Linked DNA regions of Mus musculus: region 1 is linked to region 2. Evidence: chromatin loops called from intact Hi-C (ENCODE). Cell type or tissue: left cerebral cortex. All regions are shown on one strand. Each heading gives the region's core, and the rest is flanking DNA. Links, peaks and the distances in the headings are about the cores only.

Region 1 (7,842 bases), core at 1,850-5,849, 1.4 Mb before region 2:
TTTCTTCCATTTTTTTTTTTCACTTAGATTCCTTTAGGAGTGACATCTCACACTGGGAGATGTCAGTGAGTCCAGTTGCCCCTCCTTCGGGTCCCTGAGCTTGGCCAGAGAGAGAGACCTGCAGTTTTAGCAATGCAAAACTTAAATAAATGTTCTTTAGAGACCTGTATATGTCAAAACACGTGGAAAATACAGCCTGTTAATATTGAATTTGGGAACAGGAGAAGAATAGTGTGGGCTGCTGTCCTCTCTTTTTGCTGTTCAAAAGCATCCTAAGACAGTCGTGCCATTGGGAGTCAGAACAATGGGCAAGGACAGCACCCCTCACCTCTCTCCCCTAAGCCTCTGGCAGGGGTGTGACTCCAGCTTCTAGCATGCACATTTAGGCCCCTCTCTACCTAAAAGTTGCATGCAGAGAGCAAGCGAGCAGTTAAGTCAAAAGAACTCAACCAGGCTCCCTTTACCTCTTTTCTAGTCTAAGCTCTGAAATGTGCCTAGGCTTCCAGGGAGACAAATTGTTTAATTTGCTAACATTTTGGAGCTCTTTAGAATTGTGAAAGAGCGAATTTCAAAGTATGGAGAGACCTCTGACAGAGTCCTAGTCAGATAGAGACTCTCTCTCTCTCTCTCTCTCTCTCTCTCTCTCTCTCTCTCTAAGGGAAGCTAGAAGCTGTGTGGTGTCTTGGAATACTCTGCACTTTCTGAGTCTCATTTGCTGTCTATGTCTTAGCCTTCCTTCTGACAAAAGTTAAAAAAAAAAAAAAAGTTAGCAAATATCTCCCTGAAAATCCCTGCTATGACTCTTAACAAAAGACTTGGTGCAAAGTGAAAGTAACACACTGGTGCTCAGGATCCTTCAAGCACTTGGGATTTTGGCTAGCCAAATAATCACGGCTAATCCCTGTTCATGCGGTTTCCCTAGGAAGCCTTTTACTTACTCTCTGTTAGCAAAGAATGATGTTTTCTACGCATCCATGGGTTCCCACTGCACGTAAATATAAAATGACACTGCACATTTCTCACTGCTGTGTATGCAGTTTAAGCAAAACAAAACAAAAATCAAGAGTTGAAGTTCTTTCCTGACAAACTTTAAGTTTTATAGAATGTAAATTTCTACCAGTTTGAATAATGCTTTTACTTGCTTCCTATTTTTAATTAGTTATTACCTGATGAGAATAGGCTACAATAATAGAGAGAGAACATATGAAAAATAAGCAATTACATAAAATATCTAAAAAATAATGATTTAAAAAATGGAGACGGTTCCAGAAGACATTCTCAGTGAGACCTTGGGCCAGTAGCACCCAGATGTCTGGACCTATCCAGTTAAAATCCTTCAAAGTTGCTCACATTTTTTGACACATGTTGCTGTGAAAGATTAGTGAGCTTTCAATTTTGTTTTGTTTTGTTTTGTGAGTGTGGGTGCTTACAAAATAAAGTCTGAAGGGAGTGTTACGCAGATGCATTTTAGACTGTGCAACCCGATCGGTTTGAACTCTGAACGATCATATTATTTATTTATTTGTTTGTCTTTCCTTCTCAAAGACAGTTAATTACTGAAGCACCGAGAGAGAACATTTTGTATTCCTGCTTTGCGAATGTGCCTCGAAAACCTGAGACTAATGAGACCAAGTTCTCACCCCAGCTGTGAACTTGCTGACTTTCCTGCTTGGAAACCCGAGCAGAGCTTCTGAACATTGGTGAGTTATTTAAAATAATGATTGCTTTTTGTTATTGTTTCTGTTCTATGAAGAGTCAGGTTTTTTTTTTTTTCCCCTAACACAACAAAGACAATGCCTTGGATCTGTGTAGAAGTAAAGGTGCAATAGGCCTGGTGAACATCTATGGCTTGTATATTTATTTAAAGGCTTGCTGTAATGCATATTATTAAGGATGACAATCATGAACTTGCTTGCATTGTTTATTTTGTAAATACCCATAATGGAGCTCTCAGAAACGGAGATCAGCTGCCCCCTTGGCCATGATGGCCGACTGCTGGGAAGTGACTGCCCAGGGGCCCTTTATGACTTGGGTTCCTGACCTAGGCCTTTCACAATTTATGCTCTTAGAATATTTTTAAGTCCACGTATAAAAATTCCCCGTGCAAACATCTGAAATGAACTATGAGTCTACTACGCAAAAGTCCTATGGTAGATTACATTTGGATGTCTGTAATGGACTAGCACAGCAGCTGTGCTCGGGGAACTAGAAAGATGTCAGATATGGTGTTTGTGGCCATCACGTGCAGAAAGGACCCCAGGATTTCTGAGCTGCAGACGATCTACTTCAGACTGGAGGCTGGTAATTTAATTAATGTGTGCCTCTGACGCTGAGGCCAAGAAATGGAACGGGCAAACCCACCTCCCCGCATGAGACCCGAGGCGGCTCTCCCACTTTATTTGAATCCTTTGAATTTTAATTTCCCATTTTTACACTAACTCGTAGAAACTTCACCTGGACCTTCTGGCAGCATTTTGACCTTTCCTGGCTCTATCTCAGTATTTGAATCATTTGGGCTTTGGATTATGAACACAAGACACAGAATGAAGACAGGCTCTGAGGGGCAAGTCTATCTGGATTTGACCTGGGTAGCTGAGTCCTCTTCCCACTCGTTTCTCCACCGCTTGAGAGGCTGAGGCTGAAAATCCCAGGAATGAAGATTCTAAGAAACACCTTCTGCAAAAGAAAAAAAAAATGTTTGTTTCTGTAATTTTATAAACCCTTGATTTAACAGAACTTAAAAGGCACCTCACATGGTCCAGAGGCTCTGAATATCACATCTGCTTTTAATATTCTTGGGTGTCTTGGGCTTTTTTGGAGTCGGTTTGATGCTGTCTTTTGTTGGAGGACAACTGCTGTATTCTGTGATGCAGGGAGTTGCCAGTTCAAAGGATACAGCCTTACTTAGGCAATTTCTTTTCCCTTGCCCTCCCCCACTTTCTCAGTGTTTCCTTTTGTTTTTGGAGTTGGGGGCTTTAAAACAGTCACAAGAGGCTCTCAGTATATTTTCTTTGAAGAACAGCTCTTTATAACAATGATAGCAAAATTTGTAGTCCGGTTTGAAGTTGAATGGGCAGGGGAAAAAAAAATACTGTTAAGACCACCACCGTTTGTCCTGAGCCAGGTAAATGAATGCCTGAGACTCAGTACTGGAGGGACAGGTATAATGACTGTGAAGCAAATTTCAAGTGTCTTTCGCTAATTTTCATCTGGACTTCTTATGTTCAGGAGTAATTCAACACTCCTAGGTGAACTTCCCTACCACGGCTGATTATGTTAAATATCTTCCCTCCCAAACTCAGTGTGGGCAGTGCTTTAAAAGGAGCCTAGATTCTGAACATTTAAAAAGGCTCTTACTCATTCAAATTGAATGTTAGATTAAAGAGTGGGACATCCGTGGACGCGAGAGGAAAGCTGGCCTTCTGCGTTTGTCTCAGACAATGATTTCGGCTAGATGACTGTGTTTTGTGGAGAAAAGGATTCGATGGGATATTGACAGTCTCCTATCAATAGTTGAGCCCTAGAGGCCTGGCTGTTTGGGCCCACACTGATTGACTGTGCCTTAATAGACATGTAATTGTTGACAAATACTTTCCGATAGACTGTGGCAATACCCAGCCAGACAAAGGAGGCTTCCGGGTAATAAGAACCAGCACAGAGCCATTTGTTACAGGCAAAGCCTTGCCGAAGAAACGACGTATGCTAAGAAAGAAGCTCTGGAGAGAAAGAAGCAAGCTTGACAACCCTCTACCCACGCAGCCAAACCTGGGTGACACTGGTGAAGCCGCAACAGTAGTAAGAAGAATTCCTGTTGTGTTTATGGGTTTTCTGTTGTGTACAGCTTGGTTTCAAAGTCTTAGCTTTGCCTATGTTAAGCAATTATGCATCTGTATATCATATATGTGTATGTGATGCACATATATTGTACACACATCCCACACATGTACATATAGGCAGAGTATGCATATGATTTGATATCTAGAATCAAATTTCTTTAGCTTGTGTATGGCATTCTAAAAATCTATCCACAGTAGTTCTAGGAATACAATAGGCTATTCAGGCAATTTCAAAGAGCCTCGGGCATTAATAAGAATACTGGACAAAACTGAATTTGGATGTAAGCCCCAATTACTACTAAATATCAGAGGAGCCTGGAGCTGTCCTTACAAAACCTGTACCTAAGAACATTTTGGAATGTCGAACATATTCTTGTGCTGTCTGAGCAAGGCTAGCATTTGAGATCTATGCCTGGCTGAGATGCTTCTCCTGAAAGTTGGTCTCACAAGATGCGCTCCCTGGGTCCCCTCAGTTTCCTTTATCTCCTACTGTGGGGGCTGTACTCTCAACTACAGGAGGCCAGTATTGCTTTTAGCTCCCAACAGGGGCATGCCCACAGTGGGACAATGTGATATTATTTTGATCGGCAAGCTAGTGTAAGCTAATATGCTACAGTCAAAGGCAAAGAGAGTTCAAGTGCAACCCCAGCCTCACTGTAGGCAAGCCTACAGTGCCAGCCAGAAGAGCAGACCCAGCTAGGCCTAATGTAATTCATGACACAGCTCTCCACACAGGGTCCTGTGAGTGCATCAAGGTGACACCGCAGGCCGTCTCCTGACATCCCTTGTGAAAGGGAACCAGCTCATGCCCCAAAGACCTTGAGTCCTGCCTTTGATTCTTATCGATCAAAAATGAAGATTAAATCCCATATCATAGAGCAAGGCAAAACCTGTGCTTTCTATGTCAACTTCCAGGAACCCCGGCGAAGCCCTTTAAATCATCTTTTTATGCATGAAGGAGAGCCCAAGTACACATGTATTCCAGAAAGAAGGACAAAGTGGACAAGCAGATACAGGGCTCTGATAACTTCCAGTCATCTTGGCAGGGGGATGAGCCAGATAAGAATGCTCTCCCTACCTGATATCAAATCCAAGCCCATAATTAAGATTAAGATTAATTTGTGGGTGGAAAGGAAAGATTATGTTTGAGGCAAGCTGTAAGCATTCCTAAACAGTCAGGCTTCTGCAAACAGCTGCCTCAAAATGTTGTGTGTGTGTGTGTGTGTGTGTGTGTGTGTGTGTGTCCATTAATTCAGAATTACTCCAATTACAAGCTTTTGATGCTCTGAAACCCTCTCTCTAACCCAAAAGAGATGGAGAGCCCTCGGACTATCCAATCAGATCACTTTCTCTGCTGCCTGCAGCAGATGTAAGCAATTTACTTTTTTATTTCTGCATATTCAGTGTGAGCGGAGCTGCTGGGGACCTTTCACCCCAGAGCCTGCAGGATTCTAACCCTATCAAATTAAAGCATTTTGCTCACTTATTCCCAAACGCTTTGCCGGTGCTAAGCAGACATCCCGCTGCATAGCAATGGCGGGTGTTCGTGTCCACTCATAGCCCCAGTCTAATCACAGATTATTAAGGAAAATATACAGTGCTTTAATTTGATGAGATTGGTTATAGGTAGTGCAGTTAAAGGTCACACTCCTGCGTGTATCTCCCTCTGTCTCTGTAATATTTTCTTCTCGCTTGACAATCCTGAGCTGCAAACAATAGGCCAAGGCGACACATTTATTTTTGACATGCTGTGATGGGCTCAATAGGGATAAAGATGAATTATTTAAAGATTGCATAAACAAACATCTTGGGCCAGGTTTTGGTTACATCTTTCCTTTGTGCTCTGTGGTTGCTGTTGCCTTAAAAGGACCTCTTCAAGAAATGCACCTCCTTTGGTCAGAAACACATTTGGATGGAGAACCCAGATAGGCGGTTTCCAGATGGCTGGGGCTGCCCCCACCAACCCCTATGATGGCTGCACGGGGAGGGGAAGTACTGGCTGCCCCAGCACCCAGGGAAAGGCACCTCTGAGAACTGAGTGCTCTTGCAATCCTTGAAGCTCCCTCACCTGCTGTGAGCTAACTGAGCCAGCCTGCTTGTTCCAGTGGGAATGCTGGGGTCATTGGAGACCCTGTGGCTGTTTATTGGCATTCTACATATAGCAAGGGTACTGGGAAGTGGCTGAGTTGTTTCCTGGCAGGCCTTGAGAATTACCTGGCTTTCTCTGCTCATTTGAGGGTTGATTTTTCTAAGTAAGTTTTCTCTGTGTCCCACAGAGGCCTTTTCTTTTGTCAGAGCATCTAGGCACTTAGGAGGTCCATCCAGGCTACCATGAGAGGGCCCCCCTGCTGTTTGTGGTGTTGGGCCCTTTCCCAAATCCTCCATTTCTGATTTGTACACTGTGGACTATACAGTGACCAGCCTCGGATGAAAAAAAGGGCATCTCCTAATCTGTCAAACATAATGGTTTCTGTGTATGTGTCTATGTAATAGACCAACTGCAGGCTGATTTACCTAGGAATTTACATGAAAATTGCTTTATGCAGCTGTATGTAAAAATTCAAGCTGCACCAAGTCACTGTACCACACAGGTCAAGACTGAGCCCAGGGGGTATTGTAGCTAAAAACAATTTGTTTTCATTCATGAGACCAGAGGGAGGGAGGCCCCAGAGTGGGAACCTGCATGAGTACATGGTTAGGGCACATCAGGACAGTCCTCCTGTTCAGAGAGAAGCCAGAGCTAACAGAGACCTGCTGTGTCTAGCTCCTGACAATGGTGTAGGCAGCCAGTGTCTGTAACTCTCCTTTCCTTGGAGTGTTAATAATTTAAAGGATAGTTTATACTCTGTTTATTGTCTTTGTCCCAAACTACATCACCTAACTCTCATCTTAAACTGAAAGGCTTGCTTTTTGGATGATAGAAAGAATGAAATACTTTTATAGATTGTTGTGTACTCCTTATGCAAGGCTGAAATTCCCACCAAACTCAGTCTCCAGATGTTCTCATTCTTGTAATGGGGTAATTTGAAGCTAGAAAAGAACTGATAATAAAATTAATAATAATAATTATATTAGAGAGGAGGATTTTGAATGGGAAATTAGGTTAGAGGTCTGGGCTGGGTTTTGCCTTTAGTCTGGGATCAGGTCATAGGGAATGCCCTGGTCCTGACTTGCCCAAGAGCAGTCTCTGAAGAACCTTCCACACAGTTAAAGTGGGAGATGCACGCAATATCCCACTGCATTCACTTGGCCCTGCAAGGGTGGCTTTATAGTTCACAGATCAGAGATCCTGCCACAATCCCCATGAGTAAGCTGAGAGTGAACTCTTGCACCCCACCCCTGGATTCTAAGGAGAAATATCACAGCTAAAAGTGCCCACAGCAACTCCCTAATTTTAGTTCATGCTTTATAAATTTATATGTGCATATATCTGCATTGATCAAAATTCCTTATCACTGGTGCTCTCACGTATTTTCATGGAGCTAGCTGCTACTTCCTATAGTCATACGGCTAAGTGGCTTTCTTTTGTTTTGTATTGCCTATGCTGACTTTGAACGTAGCAATTGAGATTCTCTTGCTCACACCTCCAGAGTGACAGGTATGCACTGTCATACCTAGATTAAGTGACTATCTTTAGTCACTTAGCAATGTGTTTCAGCTGACATCTGGACAGTATTGAGAATCCTTGTGACTTAGGTGGGGTGAGTCCTAGGTGAGAGTGACAAGCAACCTCCTCCAAGGCACCAATGTGGCCCTTTGTGCCTTTGATAACTACCTTCTTTCTGTTTCTTCTTATTTTCAAATTTATTATTCAGTTGTACATCCCATTTTCTCCTTAGCTTGGTTCCAATCTAACTTGTCCCAACTAGAAAGAAAAGCTAAAACACTCAAAAGTAAAAATGTCCCCCCAAATAGTGCAAATGTATTAAAATTTTCTTATAATGTGTTAAGAACTCTGCCATGTGAGAAACATCAGTTTGTTGTCTTCAATTGGGTATTTTGGTTA
Region 2 (7,842 bases), core at 2,507-6,506:
GGAAAACCAGGCATATAGGATTGGTTTTCAGTCAGTTCTATGGAAGGAAATGAGTTTGAGAAGACAGGACGAGGAGATGGGAGGCAACCGCAGTCTTTATGCTTCGGTTTAATCATATTTTGGCAGCTTTGCAATTGTATCCCCCCCTTCCACCTCTGCTACCACATACATGTAATAAAATATGGCAACGCACTGAATTGACTGCCCCCACCCTCCCCCAGACCCCTTCAACCACAGTCCGAGGCATTGCATACACGTTAGCAAAGCGATTTTCTGAAAAGCCCCAAGTCATCCCCAACCCCACACAGCACAAGGAGAAAAGTGAGAAAGAAGAGAAAGAGAAAAAAATACAGTAAGCAAACATACCAAAACCATATTTGCCTTGTTCAAGGTCCCAAACCGCTTGCATCTTCCTTCTAAACTGGAATAACTCTCCTTTAGTTTGGCGGGTGAAATAAATGCTTTGTTGGCCCCCTGAAAAGATGTGTCTTTGATAATTAAAGAGACTCTCCTCCTCGGTGTTTATCTAAGCGATTGTGCAAACTGATAAAAAAGTAGGCATTAGTCTGCAGGGAAAAAGAAAGGTGAAAGAAGAGATCTTCCACCTCAAGGAACTGCTTCCCTGTGTACCAGGCGCTCTCAGCCGTTGGAAAAGCCTGCACACTAACTTTAGAGAGAGAGAGACAGCTTCAGGGAGCTTTGTACATAGCTGCTGAGGAATGCAAGCCTCGCCTTTAAGAAAAAAAAACCCCAAACCGTAGGTAGGAGCTGTCTGGAGTGATCCTTGTCTCTCATCTGATGCCTTAGAAGGAAGAGTGCGTTGTTACACCTTGTTTGGGGCTGGAAAGAGGAGACTTTAAAAACACCCTTCCAATTGAAAAAAAAAAAAAAATCTCCCAACTTAATGAGTTTAGTCGGAGGCTGGAGCAACCCGGCTCAGTCTTAGCAGAAAACCGAAAACAACTATAGGCAATATTGCAAAGCAGGACAACCCCGAGGCACAGCCAAATTCCACCATTTGGGGTTGAGAGGGATGGAAGCTAATCCTAAAGCAAGTTGGGGGGGAAAAACCAGAGGGGGGGGGGAGCTGCAGCCTAAGACTGGCAGACACGGTCCTCTCACCCTGGATCAAAGATAGAACTTGAAACAGGAGGCCAACATTTTTTCCTAGGAATCAATTGGAATCCTCATTTTCTACTTTTAACTCAAGTCCCCCCTCCCCAATGATTTTTCTTCCTCTCCCCTGTGGATTAGTGCCTCCCTCCCCTTTCTACTGTCCATTCTAGAACTTTCCTGAAGAGGAAATCTATTTCTTTTGGGAGGAGGGGTTCCCCTATTTCATGCCTTTAAATAATGAATACTTAATTCACCCCTCCCCTTATCAATTCCCCCAAACGAGTAAAAGAAGCAGAGATACAATAACTGGCAAAACTTGAGAGCAGACTGAGCTGTCTCTTGCAGTTTAGTACAGTTTGAACTAATGGATTTTTGTTGTTGTTGTTGTTTTGTTTTGTTTTAAGAGGAGAAGAATGGGGAAACATGAATCTTTTATTTTAGGAAACTGTTATGGTAAGATGTATGTCAGACTTGACAAATGGAACGAACGCTCTTCACTGCTTCTTGTCCCTGTCTTAAACAGGAATTAAGTTAAACACAGTGCTGAATGTTAATTACATGTTTACTGGCTAATGAAAATTACAAATGGTTTTGCCACCTCAAACAATGATGAAACTCTGAAGACACTGTAATTATATACTTTGAGGGAAATAACTCAGAATATTGATCATAAGAAGTGTAAATCTTTTTTAAACTATTCATTAATACCATAAATATGGGCTACAGAAGTTTTTCCTTGCGGTTTGTCTCATCAGTTACAAAGAGTGGATAGCTGGTGGGACTCCTCCGAAGAGGAGGTGCACTCTGTCTCTTAGAAGGAGGCCACGTGTGTAATTCAGTAATGCCCCCTCCCTTCTGCCCCGCCCCCTTCATCCTAGTTGAAGGTCGAGGGATCTCCAACAGGGAGGCCGGGCTCTGGGCAGGTGAAGGTGATCTAAATCCGGGCCTCTCTCCTCCCCTTCTCTGGCCCTCTCCTCTCCTCTCCCGCCTCCTTTTCTTTTCATGCCAGGTCTGATCGATGACCACCTTCCCCAGCCTGGGCGCCTGGGATAACCTAATGAAAGACCAATTAGACCTGGCAACTCATCGCCACCCAGCTCCCTCCTTCAGAGGTGACTAGGGCATTCATTGCCAGAGAAGGTGGGGGGTAGCGATAGGGATGGAGGTGGCTGTTGTACCAGAAAGGTGGCTCAGACGCTGAACTAGAACTGGGCTTTGGAGTAATTATTTTGTGGTCATTTTCTTCCAACTTTGGTCAAATTTAGAACACTGGTAGCCATTCCAATCTTGAGGGTCAAAGGTGAGAGATGCACTAACCCTAAAAGGCAGGCCCGCCTGACCGAAAGGCCAAATCGGGCAGGGGCATGGGGTTAGGGTGAGGGGTGGCAAAATTCCATGGCTCCTCCAGGGTGGGGCCGGGGTGGGGGCTGAGAGCTGGTATGCAGGAGTCCATCACCAAGTGCAGGTTTAAAGTGAAATATTGAAGATTTAAAAACAAGTGTTCAAGGGTTGTGAGACTGGAGTCCTCCTTCTCCCTGTGAATTCCCAAGGCTCTGGTCTTTGTCTTAGAAGGAATGGAGTTTCTGAATGGTGTGAAAAGGACAGAGAGGGTCGCTTCCAATCGATTTTACTTGTCCTTTCTGCCTTTTCGGATCAACGCCCTTCAATGGACACAGAGGTGCTCTTTCAACCAAAAACTTGTGCTACATTTTCTGCCTGTATTGGTGCTAAATACAATAAGCGTCGGGCAGATTTTCTTCTCTTTGCTCTCCAAAGCCAAAAAAAAAAAAAAATCATCCAACCAAACCCCCCACCCTAATTAAATTGTTTTATGTGGACAGTCAAGACAGAGCAATTAAGTATGCATTAGTATAAAGATAGACTCTGCAGATATGGCGTTTTAGAAAGCCATGGTTATGACAACAGCGAGGGTATTAAGATATGGGGAGGGGTGCAAAGACACAGCCCAGTTGCATCTTCTTCTCTGGGCCCCAGGGGAATGCAAAGGCCCAGGCCTCAGGTGAGGGGAAAACAGGTCAGCTAACAACAGGTGGGTGGGTGGTAGCAGTTGAAGACTTGTAGACCCGAACCCCCAAGCTTAAGAGCAGAGGAGCTCCCCCTAACCCCCATCCCCAGGAATGGCTGGATAGTCCTCAGTGACGAAAATCAACTCTGGTAATTTAGCAGTCCCAGGTGGCGAGAGTCCTAGGACAAGGTGAAGCCCTGCAGTGTCCTACTCTGCATCGAGCTCACTTCCCGGGGTCCCCCCTCCCGCCCCGGTCAAGGTGGGACTATGTAATCATGAAGTTGTGTGAGCACGCCCAGGGTAAGCGCTGCCACCGTAGCTACCTAGACCTCAGCCCTCTAGCTGCCGAGAGTAGGCCCCCTCTCAACAATTCACAACTAAGCGCCTTTTTGCTTCTAAGGAAAGGGGCGTCTGGTGGAGAAGAAAGTCAAGTTCCCACCCGACGACCTGCGCGGTCCGACTGGCAGCAGGAACAAGATGCTGGAGGAACAGAAAGAGCGGGAGGGGTCGCAGAAAGGGTGCGGGGGGGGGGGGCAGATCTCTAGCGCAGCAGCAGCTCTCCACCTCTTTTCGGCCTTAGGAGGCGTGGGCGGGCGAGGAGCTTCGTGCCCCGAAGGGGACGACCCTCAAAGCAGGGGCTGGGGCCTCCCTGCGTGGCTACGCAGGACTCTGATAGGTGGTCCTGGGCCACAGGGTAGCTAGCGCGTCTCACGAGCTCCGGAAAGGGCTCTGAGGTGTCCCGCGCGCCCTAGGGAAGGAATGGGGGAGGTGTGGAGGAGATAGTGGCAATGTGGGCAAGTGACTGAATGTCAAAAGTAAAAAGGTTGAAAAGGCAATTTTCCTGACGCGCTTTGCCCCCCTCATTTCTCCTCTCCCTGGAACTCCCGCCCGGGCTGTAAATCTGCGGCCGGTGGCCAGGACACTGGAAGTCCCCTCGGCGGACCCGAAGCGGCCCCGCCCGCAGAGAGCACACCTCCCGGTGGGCTCCGCATCGATCCGACGCCTAGCTGAGGATGTCACCGCACTAAATATTTACTGATCACACACAAATAGCCAGAGCTCGAACGATTTTCCTCTGTGAGGAGAGCGCAGAGAGCAGGGTAAATCATTTTATTAGTGTGGATAAAGCCCAGAGCACACTCCGGGCTGGAGTGTTTTAAGATGTGTCTTCAACGGGATGAAAAGAGTTAGGGAAATCGATACGGAGTGATTAGAAGCCCCCGGGGTGACGAAGGGGGACCTGACTAGTCGGGATTTGGCGGGGCCGAGAGGAAGGAAGCCAGCTCCAAGGGGGACTGCCGGACCATCGCCAGGGAGCTCAAGCGCAGGCCTCGGTCCCTCTGCCCTCGACGGAAAAGGTGGCAGCGCAGCCAGAGATAGGACTCTGCTGCCTGGCTTTGCAAATAGGGCTGAGGCGGCCGCCGCGGGCCGAAGGCTTGGGAGCACATCCGCTGTACACCCGAGTGGGATGACCAGGTGGCCACCGGAGTTGATGGCTTATGCGAAGCAAGACAAGAACATGTAGTCTGGCGAGGCAGCCTAGGTAGCCAAGGTGTGGCTCCGATGGATTGCTTTCTTCCCTTGCCATTTTGGAGACTCCTTTTAGGTGCCACTCCAGGCTTTTACAACTTTCTTCTCAATCAACCTCCATCTCTCGTCTTATTTAGCATCTCTAAAGAGGACCCAGTAGCCCAGCTCCATCAATGGCTTGGCTTTCCATGCTATCTGCCCAGTGTCCAGGGCGGCCACCGGGTGGCGAGACACCCCCCCCCCCCCGTGGAATTTGCAGAACAGTGGATTCTAGGTTCGCGGCTCAGCTCTCAGGCAGGTGGAACGAAGTCTAAGGCCATGGATTAAGGCAGGGGCACCAAAGGAAGTCGGAGGGCTGCGGGTTTTCTCAGCGAGAGGGAATCAGCTTTAGCAGGATCAGGTCCCACCCCAGCCAGTGGGGACCTGTCTAGGACCCAAAGATTAGATACTGGAAACTAAAGTGAAGTTCACGGGGCGTTAGGTAAAATTTACTGGAAGTTAGTAAAAAAAAAAAAAAAAAAAAAAAAAAAAAAAAAAAAAAACCTCCGCAAAGCTAAGCAGCAATGTTCTGGCTCCAGAATGGCTTTTCACTCTGAAGTGTGAGTCTCGCTGCTGTGAACAAACCTTAGAGCTTCGAAACAGCTGCAAACAACCCAGTAGGCTCTAATTTCTTGGAGGTGGAGGGTTAGGGCACAAGATGAGAAAAAAGAACAAGTCTTTGCCCTTTTCCTGCTTCTGACCTTCAAAGGGGGTGCAGTCTTTCAAAAGAAACGGATAGCTGCCTACTGTGTGTATGCGTTTACACGTTTTTATGTGCATCTGTGTGTCAAAGGTGTACCTTCCCATTACTCAATGTTCTTAGCAGCTTGGGCTATTAAATTCATGCTACCCTGCATGTCCTTCGGTGCAACAGGAAATATAGCTGAAGACCCAATTAACCGTTTTCTAGAAGTTTTTTTTTGTTTTGTTTTGTTTTGTTTTAAAAATATGAATCCCAGTGGGTTAGAATGGTGTGTCCAGGTGTGAGCCTCCTGCTCCCTCCATAGTAATTCTCTCATTCCTGCATTGGAAGCTAGCAGCACCGATGACCTGGAGGAGTGTCAGTTTAGTCTCCATTAATCCTTCTTGGTCTTGGCTACAGAATGAAGGTTAACTATGCTAAACTGTTCAAAGATTTAAGAAGGGGTGAAAGGAGGGATATAGAAGAAGAAGGAGAGGAAGACGAAGAGGAGAAGGAGGAGGAGGAGGAGGAAGAAAAAGAAGAAAAGATGGTAGAGCCAGGGAGGGAAAGAGTGAAAGGAAATGAGAACAAATGCACTTTTTAGCTGTAAGGGTTTTAGAGCACTTTGCCTGTCTCTTATGTCCCACCCTATCTTCACTGCAACGCCTTGCAAGCAGGGGTTTCTATTCAAAGACAACAGTTTCATCTGTCAAGGCAAACTCCAGGAAGTTGGACTTAGGGAAATAAGAAAATAGGATGGAGTAAATTCCCCCTCCCCTCTTTAACTGATCACCCAAATCGCTCTAACAATATTTTACAATTTGTATATTATTATAATAACATGTATATGTATATATGATCATTGTGTGAGAGATTAAGAAAAAAAACAAACAAATCCCAAGATATGGTTTACCTTCTTTCATTGAAGCAAAAGCTAATTTAAAATTGTGTCAGCAGCCAAATTATAGCCATAAAGTCTGGATGAGATTAGAAAAATATATTCAGCTGGCTTCCAGTGTGGTGGCATTTCCATGGGTCCCAAGATGAGGGGGTTTGTACAGGAAGGTGCAAGCATGTGGTGGAGGTACCCTCTCAATTTTAGAAGCGTCTTGATGGATTAAAGGTTCATACACTCAAACACTAGATAGAGGCTGTCACTCATGTGTACGGTCCTGGAGGCTGGCAGAAGGCAGTGCAAAAAGACTTCTGAATGAGCTCTCTGGATTCAGCAGTGCTGGAAGACAAGCAGAAGCAACTCAGCCAGGGTAATGCTATTATGGCTTGCAAAATCACAGAAAGGCACTTCAAAGTGCAAGCTTCAGATTTCCAGTTGGAAGCTTTGGCAGGGTATTTAAGCAAACAGTGAACATCTTTTCCCTGATATATTTATTGTAAAATTCAAGGCTATGTAATGTGTGCATGAACACATAGTGTGTGTGTGTGTGTGTGTGTGTGTGTGTATATGTGTACTTTCCAGCTCATTGATGACTTAAATCTTAAATACTGGACTATCGACAATGGCATTGCCCATTTTATCAAGCCTGGTATGAGCTATTTATGAATTTAATATTAACATTACATTGCAAGTTAACTCCTGCTGAGAGAGTTCCAAAGTCATCTGAGATCATGTGAGCAGCCGGTCTTATTTAGACCTGGACAAAGTCAAGAAGAATGGTTGGACGCTGTATGTTTTAATTCTCAAAAGCCTGTAATGCTATCTTTAAAACAAGAGTTAATTTTTACTATGTAAAAAAACAAAACAAAACACCTAATTGATGGTATCAAGTGCTACATGAAGGTGTTAGAAAGAAAAATATTCAGAAAAATTAATATTGTTAATTAGCTGCATGAGTGAACTTCAGGCAAATACCAACAGCACAACAAACGAGGATTCATTTGATTTAAATTCCTTTAACTACACAAGCAAAGTCAACTTTAGGAGGAGAAATGGGATGTATGGATTCACTGTTGTTTGTTTGTTTTTTAGGACGTTTATCCACCCTGCTTTCAATACACAGCTATAACGAGAATAAGTTGATAGCCAGAAATTGGTAAGCTGCCATAGTAGAGGAATACTATGTGTTAAACTAGAGAACATCCAGGGACTTACATTATCAGCTTCATTTGTCCTCTTCAAAGGCCACTTCCTTGAAAATGAGTAGGTACATGCTAAAAATAAATAAATCCTGTACAGAATGTAAAAAGGATTTTTAAAAAATCACATTTAATTTCTTGGTTATGGAAAGTATTATCTTGAGGGCTTGCAAACTGTAGTGTTTGAAAACAAATTGCATTAGCCTTGTTGTTTGGAGTACAAGGTAGGGAACAGTAATTTCCCTACCCATCTATTGGAATTTATTATACATTGGTTAATTTTATTTAAGAGATTCCTAAATACATGACTATGATAAATTGATTGAGATACTGTCCTTTAAACATTCAAAGTAAA

The links. Peaks named below come from ENCODE experiments on the same cell type or tissue, not always from the same donor. Only the 100,000 strongest peaks of a DNase experiment are listed, where the experiment ranks them.
Region 1: it touches region 2 in a loop (11-fold over the local background); 4 of 42 quality-filtered maps call a loop at or near these places.

The regions. Positions count from the first base shown.
Region 1 is chr7:68,977,900-68,985,741 of GRCm38, forward strand. No RefSeq gene overlaps it. Among named protein-coding and RNA genes, the nearest start is that of Gm23795, 30 kb to the left of the region's middle. In left cerebral cortex, for the core only: no CTCF peak of the experiment used is centred there; a DNase peak (open chromatin) is centred at 3,396.
Region 2 is chr7:70,365,727-70,373,568 of GRCm38, forward strand. The region is part of intron 1 of B130024G19Rik (RIKEN cDNA B130024G19 gene); the gene reads left to right. It also overlaps a transcript of Nr2f2 not described here. Among named protein-coding and RNA genes, the nearest start is that of B130024G19Rik, 4.3 kb to the left of the region's middle. In left cerebral cortex, for the core only: no CTCF peak of the experiment used is centred there; a DNase peak (open chromatin) is centred at 4,664; H3K4me3 peaks cover 929 bases; H3K27ac peaks cover 671 bases.